2 separate regions of the Homo sapiens genome follow, and region 2 is linked to region 1. A link is a loop called in an ENCODE intact Hi-C map of the cell type or tissue named here. Cell type or tissue: mammary epithelial cell. All regions are shown on one strand.

The links. A loop is a pair of places that touch in the nucleus more often than their neighbours do. Peaks named below come from ENCODE experiments on the same cell type or tissue, not always from the same donor. Only the 100,000 strongest peaks of a DNase experiment are listed, where the experiment ranks them.
Region 2: it touches region 1 in a loop (10-fold over the local background); 4 of 110 quality-filtered maps call a loop at or near these places.

What each region holds. Positions count from the first base shown.
Region 1 is chr20:57,987,964-57,995,963 of GRCh38, reverse strand. LOC105372693 (a long non-coding RNA gene) reads left to right here. Exons shown (of 6, transcript XR_007067678.1): 3 at 6,566-6,661; 4 at 7,729-7,877. Among named protein-coding and RNA genes, the nearest start is that of LINC01742, 12 kb to the left of the region's middle. In mammary epithelial cell, no CTCF peak of the experiment used is centred here; DNase peaks (open chromatin) are centred at 4,183, 4,513, 5,313 and 6,943; H3K27ac peaks cover 2,334 bases.
Region 2 is chr20:57,712,727-57,720,726 of GRCh38, reverse strand. NKILA (NF-kappaB interacting lncRNA) reads right to left here. Exons shown (of 1, transcript NR_131157.1): 1 at 7,947-8,000. It overlaps LOC105372692 (a long non-coding RNA gene), which reads right to left and starts at 2,053. Exons shown (of 6, transcript XR_007067675.1): 1 at 70-2,053. RefSeq lists an enhancer at 5,139-5,667. In mammary epithelial cell, no CTCF peak of the experiment used is centred here; DNase peaks (open chromatin) are centred at 2,106, 2,726, 4,306 and 6,146; H3K4me3 peaks cover 399 bases; H3K27ac peaks cover 1,179 bases.

The DNA of each region.
Region 1 (8,000 bases):
TCCCAGTAAGAGAGAGGCTGAGGCCCTGCCTCCTGGCTGTGTGTAGAATTAAAGAAGCATTGCCTCCTGGCTTAATCAGGGATGGCAATCTCATTAGCCATTGTCTGACCTCTAATGGGCAGGCCCTGTGGGTGGGCTGTGTGGTCCAGGGTCATTAACAATGATGCACGTGGATTTATTGGAGAGACAACCATTTTCCTCCAGACCCAGTTGCAAACTTGGCTTCTAGGTCTTCATTGTTCTCGGCATATAAACAAGAAGGGCTGTGGCCCTTGGAAGGGCCCCTCCAGGAATCCTGAGAGAAAAATCTCTACCCAGCAGCAGATGTGGGCTTGTGACAGCTCCATTGTTGGTCGGGTGGAGGGGGGTTGCGGAGGAGAGGCCCACTCTGTGTGGCCAGGATTCAGGGGCCCCGAGAGAGGCCACTGGCTCTCACCCCAATCCTCTCTGCCTGTTGAAATACAAATAGCCTGCACTTGAGTGCTCACCTGTGCTACTCCATTCCACGCCGGACAATTGCGAGAGGGAGGCTCCATGAGGTTCCCATTTTATGGATGAACAAATGGAGGCTCAGAGAGGTTTAGAAACATCCCAAGATTGGTAAAGAGGTGAATCCAGGGCTGAACTCGTTCTGATGTGTTTCACGGCTGATATTTTAACAATGAAACCTTACTGTCTTCATTACGATAAGTCTAATAAATGGCATTTGTCTACTCACAATTAGCATCTGGGTCCTTAATGTACATTAAATTACCAAGTCATCCAAAAATGCTATCGAGATGGTAGAATAATTATTCCTATTCTGCAGAGGGAAAAGGTGAGGCACAAAGAGGTTGGGAAACTTGCTCTCACCTGATGTTCAGTAGTATTTTCTCCCCTCCACAAAAGTTGGGGGTGGTCTGTGGCCTGCCAGGGGGGACCTTTTTAAGCAGTGAGAGGCAGTGGGGTCTCCTGGTGACGGTTATTGGCTCATGTGTCAGACAGACCTGGACTGCAGCCACATGCTAGCCCAGCAACTCTCTTCACCTGCTGGAGCCTCGATCTCCTCTTTTGCAAAATGGGATGAGAGGGCGTGGGGGCCTTCAGGAAACTGCTGCTGAAGCTGGGGAACGGGACACTCTTGTCCAGTCTTCTGTCATTTCATTAGTTTGCTTATCGACTAAAGGAGGCTTTTTTCCCCCCCGTTTAAGCTTTGAGAGTTGGAGTTCATAGATCAGAAATTTTAATTTGAGTGCACAGAACATAGGTTCCTTTAGTTAATTTGACCACTCGACTCAGCCATCACTGACATTGAAATCCCTTCTTTCATCTATGGCTGCACCTAAGCTCACCCTGTAGGGTTGCCAGAAAAAACACAGGATGCCTGGCTAAATTTGAATTTCAAATAAAAAATAAATAACTTTTTAGTATCAGTATGTCCCATGAAATATTTAGGGGCATATGGATACTAAAAAAAGATGATTCATTGTCTATCTGAAATTCGATTTTAACTGAGTGTCCTGTATTTTTGTTTGCTCAATCTGGCAACCGTACCACCTGGCCACAGAGGGAGGGGGAGGCCTCAGGGCACCCTAGCTGGGACTTGGCCCCATTAATGGCTATGATTATGATTTGTTTATTGGCAACCGCTCTGTGCCGGGCACCGTGCTGAGCTCTTGGCCTCCACCTTCTTGCCTTTCATCCTCACAAGCATTTTTCACATGTGGAAACAGAGGGAGCTGAGAGGGGAAGCGACTTGCCCAAAGATGTGGGTCGCTGAAGCCCAAGCCTGTTATGACTCAGCCTGATGCATCTCCAGCACGGAGACATGTGGCCCCCACGTCCTGCCTGCCCCACGCAGGGTCCTCGCCAGCCACTGAGCTGCTTCACCCTCCACCTGGCGCTGATTAGATTCTTGAGATTTTCAGTCCAGTGCCTGAGCCAGCACATAAAATCTTTATTTTTCCCATCCAAATTAGTTCCTGGGGAGACCCTGTGCCCTCCCTGGCTTTTATATGCCTTGACTTGGCTCATAAAATGACAGACGTCACCCTAACAACCCCCTCCTGTTCTCCAGCGAGACGGGAGGAGTCTCTCTGCTCTTGGCTGCATTCCCCTACCTGGATCACCATGAAATGTTATTTCCAGTAGACCGAGCGACTTAACGGCTGTCATATGGCACATATCAGGCGGAATCGTCTGACTTGCTCCATCCCATCATGTTTCATGGACCATGATTAGCTGCGACATTCTAAGGCACACAGTGCAGCCTTGCCTGTGACTCCCCTTAAGAACAAATGGCTTCACCTGACTCCAGAGGCTGGCTTTTATTTTGTTCCTTCTTTTTATGTAGTCGGCCTCATGGGAGTGGGTGAGTCTGGCAGCTGCTGACCACCTCTGATCGCACTCCTAAGCCAGGCTCCATGGAACTGAAACTTCAGACTCAAGCTAGATGATTCTCTATGACTTTGCCCCAGTTATCTGAAGCCTGGTTCCAGTTTGAAAAGATAAGTTATTATGGAGATAAAGCCAATTGTGAGATAAAGCCGATGCCACCATCTCGAGACATTTGGGGATGAGTGGCTCTGGCTAATGGGCACTGAGGGCATCCTCATTCATTCATTCTGTAAATATCCACTGAGCATACTCTGTGCCTGGTATGTTAGCACCAGGGACGTATTGAGACAACTAAGACATGTTCACTGCCTTTAAGTGTTCCATCACCTAGAAGGGGTCAGAAATGTAAATGAACAGCCAACATGATCAGGGCCATTATGCAAAGACCAGAAGACCTACAGGAGGCGTCTCCGGGCCGTGGCTGGCTCCCTCTTGGCTCTCTTTGGCTCTAGGCAATGGATCAGGATTGATCTGAGCTCCTCACAGCTGCTTGTCCCTCTTGTCAGTGACTTATTTCCCAGACTCTCTTCGGTCCGGATGGCATTGCGGCACCACAAACAAGGCTTGAGCTGAAGTAGGTGGTCAATTTATAAGAAATATTTTGCTCTCCTGAAAAAGAAGGTCATGTTCATTGGCTTTCCCCTTTTCCTTTCTTGTCTTGAAAGCATCAACATGATGCTTCAAGCTGCAGCAGGTCATCCTGAGGCCATAAGGCCACCAACCTGAGGACAGAAAGTGGAAGTGCTTAGAATTCTAGAGGGGAAGGCAGGGAGAGCCTCTGTCCCTGCCGGCATGGCCAAGCCATGCCCCAGCCACACAGCACCCACCCCTCCCTGCTCGTTGTGTGAGAACAATAAACTTCTATTTGTTTAAGCCACTGTTAGTTGGGTTTCTGATACCTGCAGCCCAAAGCATTCCAATCTAATACAGAATTTAGTACATTTTATCTGGAAGGTCCTGGAAAATCTAGGCAGAGGGGGTAATAAAAAAAATGCACAAAGTCCCTTGTCCTCTAAGGTCTATAGTCAGGGGACATGTAGCCTGGAACTGTTGTCACTCATTTGTGTCCTTCTATCCTGGTAGACAGACCTCCTTGCCTTTCTGGGAGCTGAACAGCTTTAGCCTCCAGGAACCCAGGGAGGTGAAATGAGACTTCTTGCACCTGCTCAGGTTCCCGACACCTCTCTGGAGCCCCATTCTCTCCTTTCACCAAGTTAAGCTGTAAGAACGCAGCACCCACAGACAGTACCTCTCCAACCTGTGTGCTATGTGGCACCCAAGCATCTTCTCAAAATGCAGATTCTGATCTAGTTGGTCCAGGCTGGGGCCTGAGAGTCTGCATTTCTAAAAGGTTCACAGATGGTGCTGATACTGCTGACCTGGGGACCACACTTTGAGTAGCAAGGTTGTGGAGGGTGGCCAGCTGCTTCTAGGACTATCCTGCTGTGGTCAGTACTGCCCTTCTACCCTTGGAAGCAAAGTCCAGTCGAGTATTCTTTACTCCAGCCCACCTAGCTGGAATGCCCACGTTCTGATTTTTTAAAATTATGCCCTTCTGCAGTCGGATGGGACTTCTCAATTTTGGATTCAAAATCAACTCCCTGGGCTTTGCATAGACTCAGAGTGACCAAGTGTCCTGGTTTGCCCAGAATGAAGGGCTCCTGGGGATGTGGGACTTTTCAGTACCAAAACCAGGAAAGTCCCCTGTGAACCGAGAAGAGCTGATCATCCTATATAGGTTGAAGGCTGTTCAATTAGAGGGAAGGCAAGATGACTCAGGAAGGCCTTGGCACCCAACAGTGTGAGCGCCCAGTGGTATCAGCCAGGGCTTAGTGAGCACCAGGCTAAGTGTGGGCATTAGTCACAGTGCTCCACGCCAGTGAAGTGCGGCAAGCCTACTCTTTGGGATTTTCTCTGTCATCCCAGACCTGGGTCTGGAGGCTTGGATTGTGGGGAACAGAAACAGCGAGCTCCCCACCTCCCTGGCCTTGCTGTTGCCATGTGGGGCTGGAGAAGGCCACGCTGTCACAACTCCTCATGAAGCAGTGAAGACTTGGGCTGGGACAGAATGAGGTCATGGGTCCTGGGCACCTCCTGGGTTTGCTGGGGCCTCCCCCGCCTTCCACCAGCCCTAGGCGGTTAATGACTCGCTCAGCTCCTTAACTAAAAAAATGTGTGCTGGCTCCCAGCTGAATGCCTTTAATTTGTCTCATTTGTGCCTGAAGCACTGGGTGTGGACAAACCGAAGTTAAGCAAAAAGGCTATTACCATAATGCGATGGCCCTCTGGCAACGTCTCTTCTGAAACTCCGTCCTCTCCCTAACAAGACAGGCTGGCAAGGAGGGCATGCTAACTCCAAGCACTGGCCCGCCTCTGCCTGTGGACTGGTTTTATTTTGTGGCTCTTAATAGTGGTTTTGTGGTTTTAAGAAGTGGCTGACCTTTAAAAATGGGAAGATTTCAAATAAAAATGTATATTTCTAATCACTCTTAAAAAATCCAGCAGCACTGAATCCACCTTCTGACATAGGAACAATTAGCTGGGGAACAAGGACAGGCTGCCCTGGTGGGTGCAGTGGGGGTAGGGTGGGGTGGGAGTCCCTCAGGCAGCCTGGCCCCTGTGACTTGGCGCAGGTGCTTTTCCAAATCATTTCTTGTCTTATTTTATTAAGTGAGAAATACTAAGGATGCTATTCGTTCTGTTATCAGCACATTATCAGTATTGGAGTCAGTTTCAGAAGTAATTTCTGATTCACTTGCCTTCCGAAGACAGGGCTTCCCACACACGCAGGACCTTGGACCAAAGCAGGACAAGAAGCATTTGAAGTCCTGGAGTAGAACTTCAGAATTAAAGTCTTACATCATTTTCATCATTGTAAAAAAATGTGCATTCATTGTGAAAATGGGTGTGAATTTTTCATAGCAGTATTTGGAGGAACATAATGAGTAGCCGTTAAAGGAGTGACTATCCCATGTTTCCTCTGGGCATTGTAAGAAGCTCTCCAGAAAACGTGAGCCAGCAGCTCTGACGTCTTTCCCGATGCAGTTTTTCAACAGGAAATGTTCATTCAGGCATTTGTGGGGGTGATGTCTGCTCAAATAAGTGTTGCAAAGACACAGTTCTTGGAAGGCAAAACTGAAGCAAGTGAAGGATCAGGCTCATCTCATTACCTGATTTGTTATTTTTATTGTAGAAGCAAAATTTAATGGCATGAAAAATATGGTAATATACAGATACATGAAAATTAACAGGTTATAAAACCATACACAGTGCACGTTATCATTACAAGTAGGTGTATATTTAAATGTGTTTGTAAAAAGAAACATGAAAAGCTGCATGTCAAAATGCATTTAGTAGGTTTTATTGGTGGATAGTTGGATTATGTTTTCTTTTTATTCTCATTTTTTAAAGGAGCTTGATAGTCAATTCTGTTTCCCAGGTTAAGTTTCCTTCAAACTGTTCAACGGAAATTAGCAAATGCTTACCAAGGACCCAGGATGAGTCCTTAGTATGTGCCAGAGATGGTCAGGAACAACAGCTATCATAATGATGACAGCGTTATGATGACGGCATTACTAGTTAGGACTATGTTGGGCTGTATGTCAGAGAAATTGATCTTTAATCCTCCCACCTGCTTCATACCATGAAGCCCAGACACAGGCAATCCAAATAGTGGCTCCACAGTGCTACTGAAACCCAGCCACCTTCTTTCTCTCCTCTTACCCATCCTTCCACTGTGCTTTTCATCCCCACCAGAACAAAATGGCTGCTTTGTCTCCAGACATCACATCCAGAGTCCAAGAAGAAAGAAGGGAGGAAAGGAAAGAAAGGACATTCTAAAATCTTTTTTTTTTTTTTCTATTGAGGAGAGAAAGCTGCCAAAGGATTGTGACCATGGTCACATGGTCATTTCTGGTTTCCAGGAGGTCTGGGAAGGCGAACGTTGTTGAACAGGCACATCTACTAAGGTGCCTATTGTGAAACGCAATTTACTGCTTGAATAAAATTGAGATTCTGTTAGTGAAGAAGAAAAAGAAAGTGGATATTGGTGGAGGACCTTGCAGTGTTCACCCCAAATAACAATGGTGGTCATATCATTTTCTGTGAGTTTTACTGCATGCTAAGAACTGTGCTGGATGCATTAATGTTTTGTGTCAAACATTAATAACTATTATTATTATGATTTCAGACCACAGAAAAAGAAACAGAGGCTCAGAAAGGTGAAGCCAATTGCCTGAAGCCACACAGAATATCAGCTGGAGTCAGGATTCTAACACCATCCCATGTGAGTTTAGACATGTGCACGTAATCCCCAGGACATACCAAAAGAAACAGGCATTCAATATATCAAGGGATAGCCATTTCTCCCAGAGCCCAGTGGGCTGTGGCTCTTGTGTCCCTTAAGACCAGTGCTTCTCGAACTGTAATGTGCATCGGGTCACCTGGGCATCCTATTAAAATGCAGGTTATGGTTCCTGGCCGGGCCTGAGATTTTGCATTCCTAACAAGCTCCCAGGCGATGCCCATGCTTGTAGTCTGTGGACAGCACTTTGAATGCCTGAAACCACCTCCCAGACATGTCCCGCCTTCCTGGAGCTGGCCTCCTGGTTTCAGACGTGTGGGCAATTGGTGCTGAGATCATTCAGGGCACGTAAGGAATGCGCACAAATGCAGAGCTCCAGGGAAGAAAAGTCACAGCACAGGACCCAATAGGAAAACTGCCATTTGGGGAGACCAAGCCAAGGAGCGCTTTGCTCCTGCTGCTTTTCTCAAGGAAGAGCTTGCTTCCTGCAGTAAGTGAAGTCTAGGGTGCAAGGACAAATGATGTACCTCAGACCCAGAGGATTCATTAAGATTTTGATGCTCCTAGAAAATTGGCTCCATCGTCCATGTCTCAGGAACTGGGGGGTTGTGACTTTTTTTCTTTGGTGGTAGGATGACGATGGTGATGATGATGATGGTGATGATGACAAAGATGACTATGAAGAAGCAGTAGAAGGAGATTTGGAAGAGGGAGTAGAGGAAGGGGAGGAGGAGGAGCAAGGTCATCAGAGTTTGTTGAACACTTACTACATGCCTGATCTCATTTAACCCTTAGACTCACCTGGTGAGGGTTGTACTACATTTATTCCCATTTTACAGACGAGGAAACCAAGCTTCAAGGAAGCTGAGTCTCCTGTCCAAGCCCACGCAGTTGGCAAGTTGCAGATCTGGAGTAGAGTACAAAACTCTCTCATCTGTGTCTCCAAGACACCATGACCCATCATGGCTTCCTTCTGCTGGTTCAGGCGTAGTCTCAGAATTTTTCCTGCGCCATTGCCCGCGCCACCCCATCAACCCCATCTGTTGCAGGTAGCTGATGCTATCTACTGCCAGCCTGGAGCCAGGCTAAGAGGAAGAGAAAGAAGAAAATGCCTGCAGAAACATTCTATGTAAAGAACACTTTGGGATCAGAAAAAGAAGCGCGCCCGTGTTTCACTTGCAGCCTCACCCTGCACTAGGTACAGCCAGTTCTGCTCTGAGGCTTGTCTTGAAAATACAAATTTGTTCTAGTGTGATTGACATGTTAGTGGTAATTTGAGCGTGATGCGAATTTGGTTTTTACCTATATGTGATTTTGTCCT
Region 2 (8,000 bases), 280 kb after region 1:
TATTAGCTTGCCCTGCGTCACTCATCTGGTTAGCAGTGATGCTGGGACTTGAAACCAAGTCTGACTTACTTGGAGTTGGCATCCACCACCAGAGTCCTCAGAGATTCAAGCTGCATGCTGCACATCTGGGGCCAGCGGAGAGGCTTGCAGCCTCGGAGCCGCTGGGCTTCAGAGCTCAAGGCGGTGATTTCGGGATTTCAAACACAGACAGGAGGCAAAGCAAAGAAAGCCAGGGCAGTCACTGTGTGCCAGCCACAGAGCCCCCCCCCCACCCCCCCCCCGCGGGCTGCTGGCATGGGGAGACCAGGGAACAAAGCTGCTCAGGGCATTCAGGAGCTGGTGGGACACATGAGTAAAGCTGACATCTGTGACACTAGGGAGGGGTGGGGACCGAGGCAATTCATGTTTAAAAAGTGTTTAAATACCATGCAGGCAAAACCAAAACCCCTCCTGCAGGCTGCACTCAGGTCACCATTAGTGGTAGCTGGTTTAGACTGACAGCCCCATGAGGGCAGGGAGGGTGTGTCATGCCCAGCACTGCCCCGCACTGCCCCCCACCAGCCCAGCACAGGGCCTGGCAAGCAGGTAGCCTGTTTACAGGACACGTGGCCCCAGTGGCTGTCTGTCTCACTGCCCCTCTTCCTGCCCAATGCCACCCCATAGGGCTGGGCCATGCCATAGGGGGCAGGACCCCAGCTCACCTGGCTCTGCCTCACCCACCTGATTCCTATCCCCTCCTCTCCCACTTCCCACTAGCACAGGCCTAACTTAGAACGTTCTTGGAAAAAAAAGGCTGAGTACTAGACAAGTATTGGGATAGCGCAGGGGTTAAGAACAAGGGCCCCAGGAGTAGACAGACCTGGATTTGAATCAAGCCCCACCACCTCCTAGCCACGCGACCTTAGAAAAGTTACCTCGCCTCTCTCTGCCTTGGTTTCCACATCAGCAAAATAGGAATAATAATGGTGACTAATCTGGTTTTTTTTTGTGAATATTGTTATATAAGACTTGTAATTTTGTTAATGTTAAATTGCATGTAATACACGTGAAATGCCCAGAACACCACTTTACACGTAATAGGCATTCCATCAGTGCTATCTGTTCTTCTTTGCTGTTGTTGCTGTTGGAGACAGGGTCTTGTTCTGTTGCCCGGGCTGGAGTGCAGTGGCACAATCATAGCTCACTGCAGCGTCAAACTCCTGGGCTCAAGCCATCCTCCTGCCTCAGCCTCCCAATTAACTGGGACTACTGGCATGCACCAAGACACCTGGCTAATATATTTCTGTCTTTCTTTTTCTTTTCTTTTTTTCTTTTTTTCTTTTTTTTTTTTAAGAGATGAGGTCCCACTACCATTGCCCAGGGGTCTCAAACTCCTGGGCTCAAGCAATAATCCTGCCTCAGACTCCCAAAGTGCTAAGATTACAGGTGTGAGCCACCGCGCACCTGGCCTGCTATTGTTCTTTATTGCATGAACAATTGCCATTTATCAAACACCTCCTATGTGTTAAGCTCTGTGCTGAGAACTAGTCTTTGCAATAATTATTCAAAAAGTACCTATTGAATATAAACTGGGGCAGACCTTCCTCAAAGCACATGGGTACCTCCCCGTGGAGCTCACACCCTTTTAGAGGAGATACAATAAAAGCCAGGATGGGGCAGAGCAGTGGGGAAGAAGGGGAGGTAATGTTGAACCACCTGCCCATGGTTACAGAGGCAGCAGGCCTGGGACTCCCGACGCTTCCCTCCTGCCTTATACCTGATCTAAGAAGGCCCTGCTGGGCACACAGTAGATGCTCAGCAAATGTTCTGTTGAAGGGCTGGAGCCTCACAAAACCCTACTGATGCAAACAGGCTCAGCGAGGCTGAGTGACTTGCCCAAGATCCTAAGAGGTGGTGGAGGAATCGCCTTTCACAAAAAAGAACAAGCGCTTCGGAGCCGCCGCCGCTGCAGCCCCGGCGGACCCAAAGCCTTTAAACACCGAGGCCCCGCGCCCCGCCCCGCAGCCACCACGTGGATTTAAAACCCACGCAGCCGCCGGGCTCCGGCCCCTCTCCCACCATTGGCCGAGGCCACCAGCACTTGTATCCAATAGATCGTGCTTCTCCCGGAATCCAAACTTGGGATTGGCCGGTTAGCTGTGTCATTTCGGGCTGCCCATGACGTCAGCCTGTCTGGCACCCCCGCCTCTTCGGTGTCTTGGCCGCTGTTAAAGGAGCCGCAGGAGGTAGGACTTGAGAGGTGCTTCAGAGGCACTATTAAGTAAAAATTTTTAAAAATTTTTCTAAATGAATGCTCATGGTAGAAAATAGAGCAAACAATATGAGAAATATATTGCATTTAATCCATTGCACAAAGCTGACCACTGTTAATATTTTGGCAAATATCATTTTAATCCTTTTTCTAATAATATTTTTGTAAAAAGTTGAGATCGGTTCTGCAGCCTATTTTTAAATTTAGTTTATATGGGACTTTATATCATCAGATAATTTTTGAAAACAAGGTTTTGAACAGTTTTATGATCACTGCCTTTTATTTACGCATCTTCTATTTGTTTTTAATTTCATTGCACTTTTGCTTTTACGAATGAAGATAGGATCAACGTTCTTCTCCTTAAAACTGTTCACTTCTCTGATTATTTCCTTAAGATATGTGGTAGACTTACCGGTTGCAGATACACATACTTTAAGGGACTAGTCCACATTGCAAATTGTTTTGCGTTCATTCATTCAGCAAATATTTATTGGGCGTGACCACATGCCAGTCACTGCTAGGGGCTGTGGACACGGAGAATAAGACAGATGTAGCCTGTGCTGCCTTCAAAGATGCAATGCCAGTTTCATTGCCTTTGAAGCCAGCTCTTGGACACCGATTCCCAAGCCCCAAACTGACGACAGATTCACCCGTCCGGAGGGCTCCATGTGCAGATGGGACAGGACCCTGTCTCCAACCCTGGCATGGAGATGTAGGTGAAGGGCACAGAGTGTTTTCCTGGGACTGTTGGGCACCGTCGTGCCCTGTTCCTCTGGGTTCCCACAGTGCCTTCCTGGCGTTCTAGATGGCCTTGCAGACGTCTCAGCATTTGTCCCTAGACCAGACACTGGGGAGACACAGGACACAGTCTAGCTGGGGAGAGACACTGAATGAAGCCACTCACAAATTCACACACACAAAATTATAATTTATAATTTGAGATAAGTTATCCAAAGGGAAGAAGAGGGATTTAGTAGGGTCTGTTTGTATTTTGTCCGGGACGGGGAGCCCCTGGGATGCACAATGCGCAGTGTTAATCAGTCTTCCCTCCTATCCATGGGGGTACGTTCTGAGACTCCCAGTGGATGCCTGAAACCTCACACAGCACCGAACCCTATATACTCTATTTTTTCATACACATGGATACTACAATAAGGTTTAATTTATAAATTAGGCCTAGTAACAGATTGACAACAACAGTTAACAATAAAATAGAACAATTATAACAATATAGTGTAATAAAAATTGTGTGGATGTGGTCCCTCCCCCTCTCTCTCTCTCACTCTCAAAATATCTTACTGTACTGTACCCACTATTTTTGGACCTCGGCTGACCATGGGTAACTGAAACCTTGGAAAGGGAAGCCATGCATGGGGTGGGTGGCGGGGGACTACTGTAATTAGCTTTTTCAAGAGCTTGCTCCAAGCCAGGCCCTGTGCTGAGTGCCCTGCATGAGTTACCCATGTAATCTTCCACTGGCCCTATGAGTGGATGGATACCTGTCAGATCTCCACTTTTAAGATGAAGAAACTAAGGTCCGGAGTAGTTCATTCACTTTCTTCAGCAAGGTCACACAGAAGTGGTAACATGTACTTGCCTGACCCCACGGTTTTCAGCATGCAGAATTCAGGTTTGGGGGAAATGGGCAGATGAGTGGGTAAGCCCATCAGAGGGGATACCGTGGAGGCAGAGCTGGCCTGCGCTAGTCACTGTGCAGCCCCACGGCTTGTTGCAGCACCTGGCACGAGGTGTGGAATTGTCTCTGTGCCAGGTGTGGTGCCTGGCATTAGCACTGCACAGAGCCTGGCAGACACGGTCATGTCCGAGTCCTCTGTGATCAGCATGGCCTTTGCTGTCACACCCAGACCACTCTACCTGCTTCCCCTCAAACCCAGCAGCAGAACACCAAGGGCCAGCCTCCCCTAAATCGCTCTGGTGTCATTGAGAAGCACAGTTTTATATTATTAATTACTCCTAATAACAGTACAATGTGTCATTCATGACAAGAGAGACGCAGAACACTTTTGGTTGGGTATTTCTGGTCCGTGAAATCAGCTTGAGTGACTCATAGTTCTTTCTGAAAGTGTTTCAGACATGAGTTAAACATCTGGAATCTTCCATTCCCCTCTCAAGCTCAACCTGTGGTAGAAAAGTCTGTGTATTAAGCTATTTAAGGTAACCAAAGACCCTGCAGGGCCTGGGCTGCTGTCAGGCACTGAATGGATCCTAGCTCAGCTCTGCCTTTCACTGGCACCTTGAATCTTCTCCAAGTCATGGCCCTCTCTGGGCCTCAGTTTACCCATCTGTCAGAAGACAAAATTGGCTCTAATGTTCCCTTCTGTCCTCTCCTTCTGCCCACCCTTGTCTCCCTGCCTGGCTTCCAAAGCCCTCTCTTCTCGGGAAGAATTCAGTTCCCTGCTGGAATTGAAAAATTGGACAGAAGAGAATGGGATGGCACCCCGGGATGGAGGTGGGGGTGTCATCTGTGGCCAATTTAGCCGAGCATCTTTGGATTGCTGTTGGAGAACTCAACCATCTGACATTTGTCCAGCAGCAAAGCTCCTGTATATTTGTACAGCAGCGAAGCTCCTGTATCAGCGCCTAAACACACACAACACAACCAAGAAAATGCGAGAACACATGCAGATGCACGCACAACACACACATACCCTCATAGCACAAATACTCACATGCGTACCCCAAACATATGTACAATACAACGTGCACCCTCAAACCCTCAACACAGACGACACACACCACACACACACAAATACCCCACAGCGTGAATATGCACATGTACGTCCTGCATATACATGCAACGCACACCCACAAGCTCACAGTGGAGACCACACATGCACAACACGTCTTTCTGGCTGAGACTTCTGGTTCTGGTTGATACCATGCAAACGCTCCTTGCTCTTCTTGGTAGGTGCTAGCCCAGGTGACTGGCTTCTGGATACTCAGCTGCAAGAGGATACTTGGAGGTGGAGAGGGTGAGTGAGCGGGAAGACTTGTTAGCCAGTCATGAAGGCAGCCAAAAATGGGATTTGGATGTGTTTGTGGGTAGGTGTCCCTCCTGCATTTAGTCCACAGAGGTTTGCCAAGCACCCACTGCAGGCCAGACCCCAAGCAAGGCATGCCAGACTGGCCTGCCCCCTGGAGCAGTGGAGGGGATGGTGAACTCACAGACACCGAGTCCAGGGGCCGCTGGGCCCTGTGCTGAGGCCTCCCCACACTGCCTCTCCCTCACTGTGAAATCCCGCTCCTCCCTGTTTAGTGGCAGAGGGGACGCAGGTTCAGTGAGCTGAAGCAGCCTGCCAAGGCTGCCCACGCCAGACCCAGAGCAGGTGCTGGAGTGGCCTCTCACCAACCCAGCCGCTCCAGCCTCACTCCGCTGCAGAGTCAGCTGCCCCTCATGGTCGGAGATGAGGTTTTATGAACAGACACCACCAGCGGTGAGGCAAATGGTGGATCCCCGGGGGCCTCCGTGGAGCTGAGGGGGACGGCGCCAACCGAGTCCAGTGGGACGGCCAGGGGGACGGCGCCAACCAAGTCCAGTGGGACGGCCAGGGGGACGGTGCCAACCGAGTCCAGTGGGACGGCCAGGGGCACAGTGCCAACCGAGTCCAGTGGGACGGCCAGGGAGGACCCAGTCAAAGGCAGTGAGGAGGGAGACAGGGTGCAGAAGGCATCATTTGCTGAGGCCAGCCCATGGGCTTTAGGGCCCAAGTACCTGATTCACATCCCAGCTCCACCTCATCCTTGGGTCCCTGAGCCTCAGTGTCCCCATCTGTCAAATGGGAATAATATCAGCTTGGACCTCAGAGGGTTGTCGTGGGGATCCAGTGAGCTCATTTCTGGCTCTCCGTAGGATCCCAATGCATATTTGTGGAATGACTAAGTGGAAGAATGTGAAGTGGTTAGAACAGGGCCTGGCATGGCACATGGGCAGTGCCCAATAAACATTGGCTCTTACTAGTGTTTAAAAGTAAAACAAGACAAAAAAAATGAAATCCAAAGTTGCTAACCTGTGAAAGTTGACAGCCCCAATTAACCCCAACCTGAGGAAGAAAATGACCCTGCTGGACGGTGTTTCCAAAGGTGCTAAGTTGGGAGGGGAGGTCATTAATCTGCCTAAGGTTTCCCAAGACTAATTCTGCAGAGGCAGCTCCGTCCAGGCAGGCCGGGGGTGGCAGGCAGACAGGGGCACGGCTGGCCCTGAGGAGGGCCTCTGCCTTGTCCCCTCAACCGGCTCCCCAAGCAGGACTTTTGTTGGCTCAGTCAGGCACTTTCCACAGTGGCCAGCCACCCTCGGCCAGCGGGCACAGTCAGAACACTGCCAGCCACCCTCAGCTGTGGCCAAAACCCACACTGACTTCCATGGGGTCCCAACTGGCTGCCAGTGTGGGCCTGGCATCTGAGCAGGACTGGTTACAGATTTGCAGGCCCCCGTGTTCAGAAACTGTTAACTATTAGGAATTTCACGATGTCAACAGTAGAAAAAATTAAACTAAAAAATAAATAAATAAAATAATACAATAAACCCCCGACCCTTCAGAGCATGGGGCCCTGGAGAGTGCAGGGGGGTCACACTCCCACGAAGCTGGCTCTGCACACAAGTCCAGCAGAGCACAGATGCGCGGCGCTGCTGGGAGCAAAGCCCCTTAACCTGCTGAAACAGGACGTTTCCTCTGGAAAATCCCCCCGGCCGCGGATTCAACCCATGGGCAGGGCGGATGGTGGCACACGCTGTCTGGAGTCCCAGAAAGGCCTGTCTCTGCAGTCACCCATTTCACAATCCATTTGCTTCACACACCCATTTCACAACCCCATGGCCACAGCCAGGCTGAGAAATGTGTCCCAAACTCCAAACCTGCTGGGACCATGAGAGTCTCCCAGTTCCTGATGCCCCCACTGGCCTGGCATCCCCTCTCTACTGTCCCCTACATGCCCAGCCCACATCTCCCCAGAGAGGAGGCCCAACCCTTTGGGCTCAAGTCGCCTCCAAACCCTCTCCTTTTATATTCTTCCCAGGTCTCGTCCCTCTCTGAAATTATCACCTGGACTCATCTTTTTACACATGTGATGTCAGCCTCACCTGTGAGCCTCAGTATGGCTGGGGCTGCACCTGTGGGTGGTTGGTAACTGCAGGTGGAATGAGATGCCACCTCCTCAGGGAGGGCTTCCTTGATCTCACCCCAACTCTGGCCTTTGGCCTGTTATCACCATGTCTGAAATGACCTCCTGACCTCATTGAGCTATGAGTTTGCATGTGTGTGTGTGTCTTTAGTCCCTTTGTCCCCCACAATGTCACACGAGGTCAGGGAGTTGGTTTTCTTCCCAGCCCTGTGCCCCATACCCAGCACAGAGCTTCACACTGAATAGGAGCAGAATGTTTGTTCAATGAGTGAACAAAACCTTTTTTTTTTTGCCTCTGACTTGTGGCATTCTTCCCAGGGACTCAGGCCTGCCCAATCGCGGTGCCCCCTCCCCACTCCCACTCCCAGCAGTGAGCCCTCCCTCCTCAGCCCATTAACACCTTGGCTCTGCCCATTTCTCCTGGGTAGAATCAGGGAGTTGTGACCTTCTCTGCCTGTGCCTGACAGTGGGCTCTGCCCTTCATGCCCAAAATGCCAGCATCACAGTCCCTGGCACATCTAGGGTTATCAGATTTCGCAAAGAAAAATACAAGCTATCCAGTTAAATTGAGATATACTTACACTAATCATTATTCATAGTTTATCTGAAA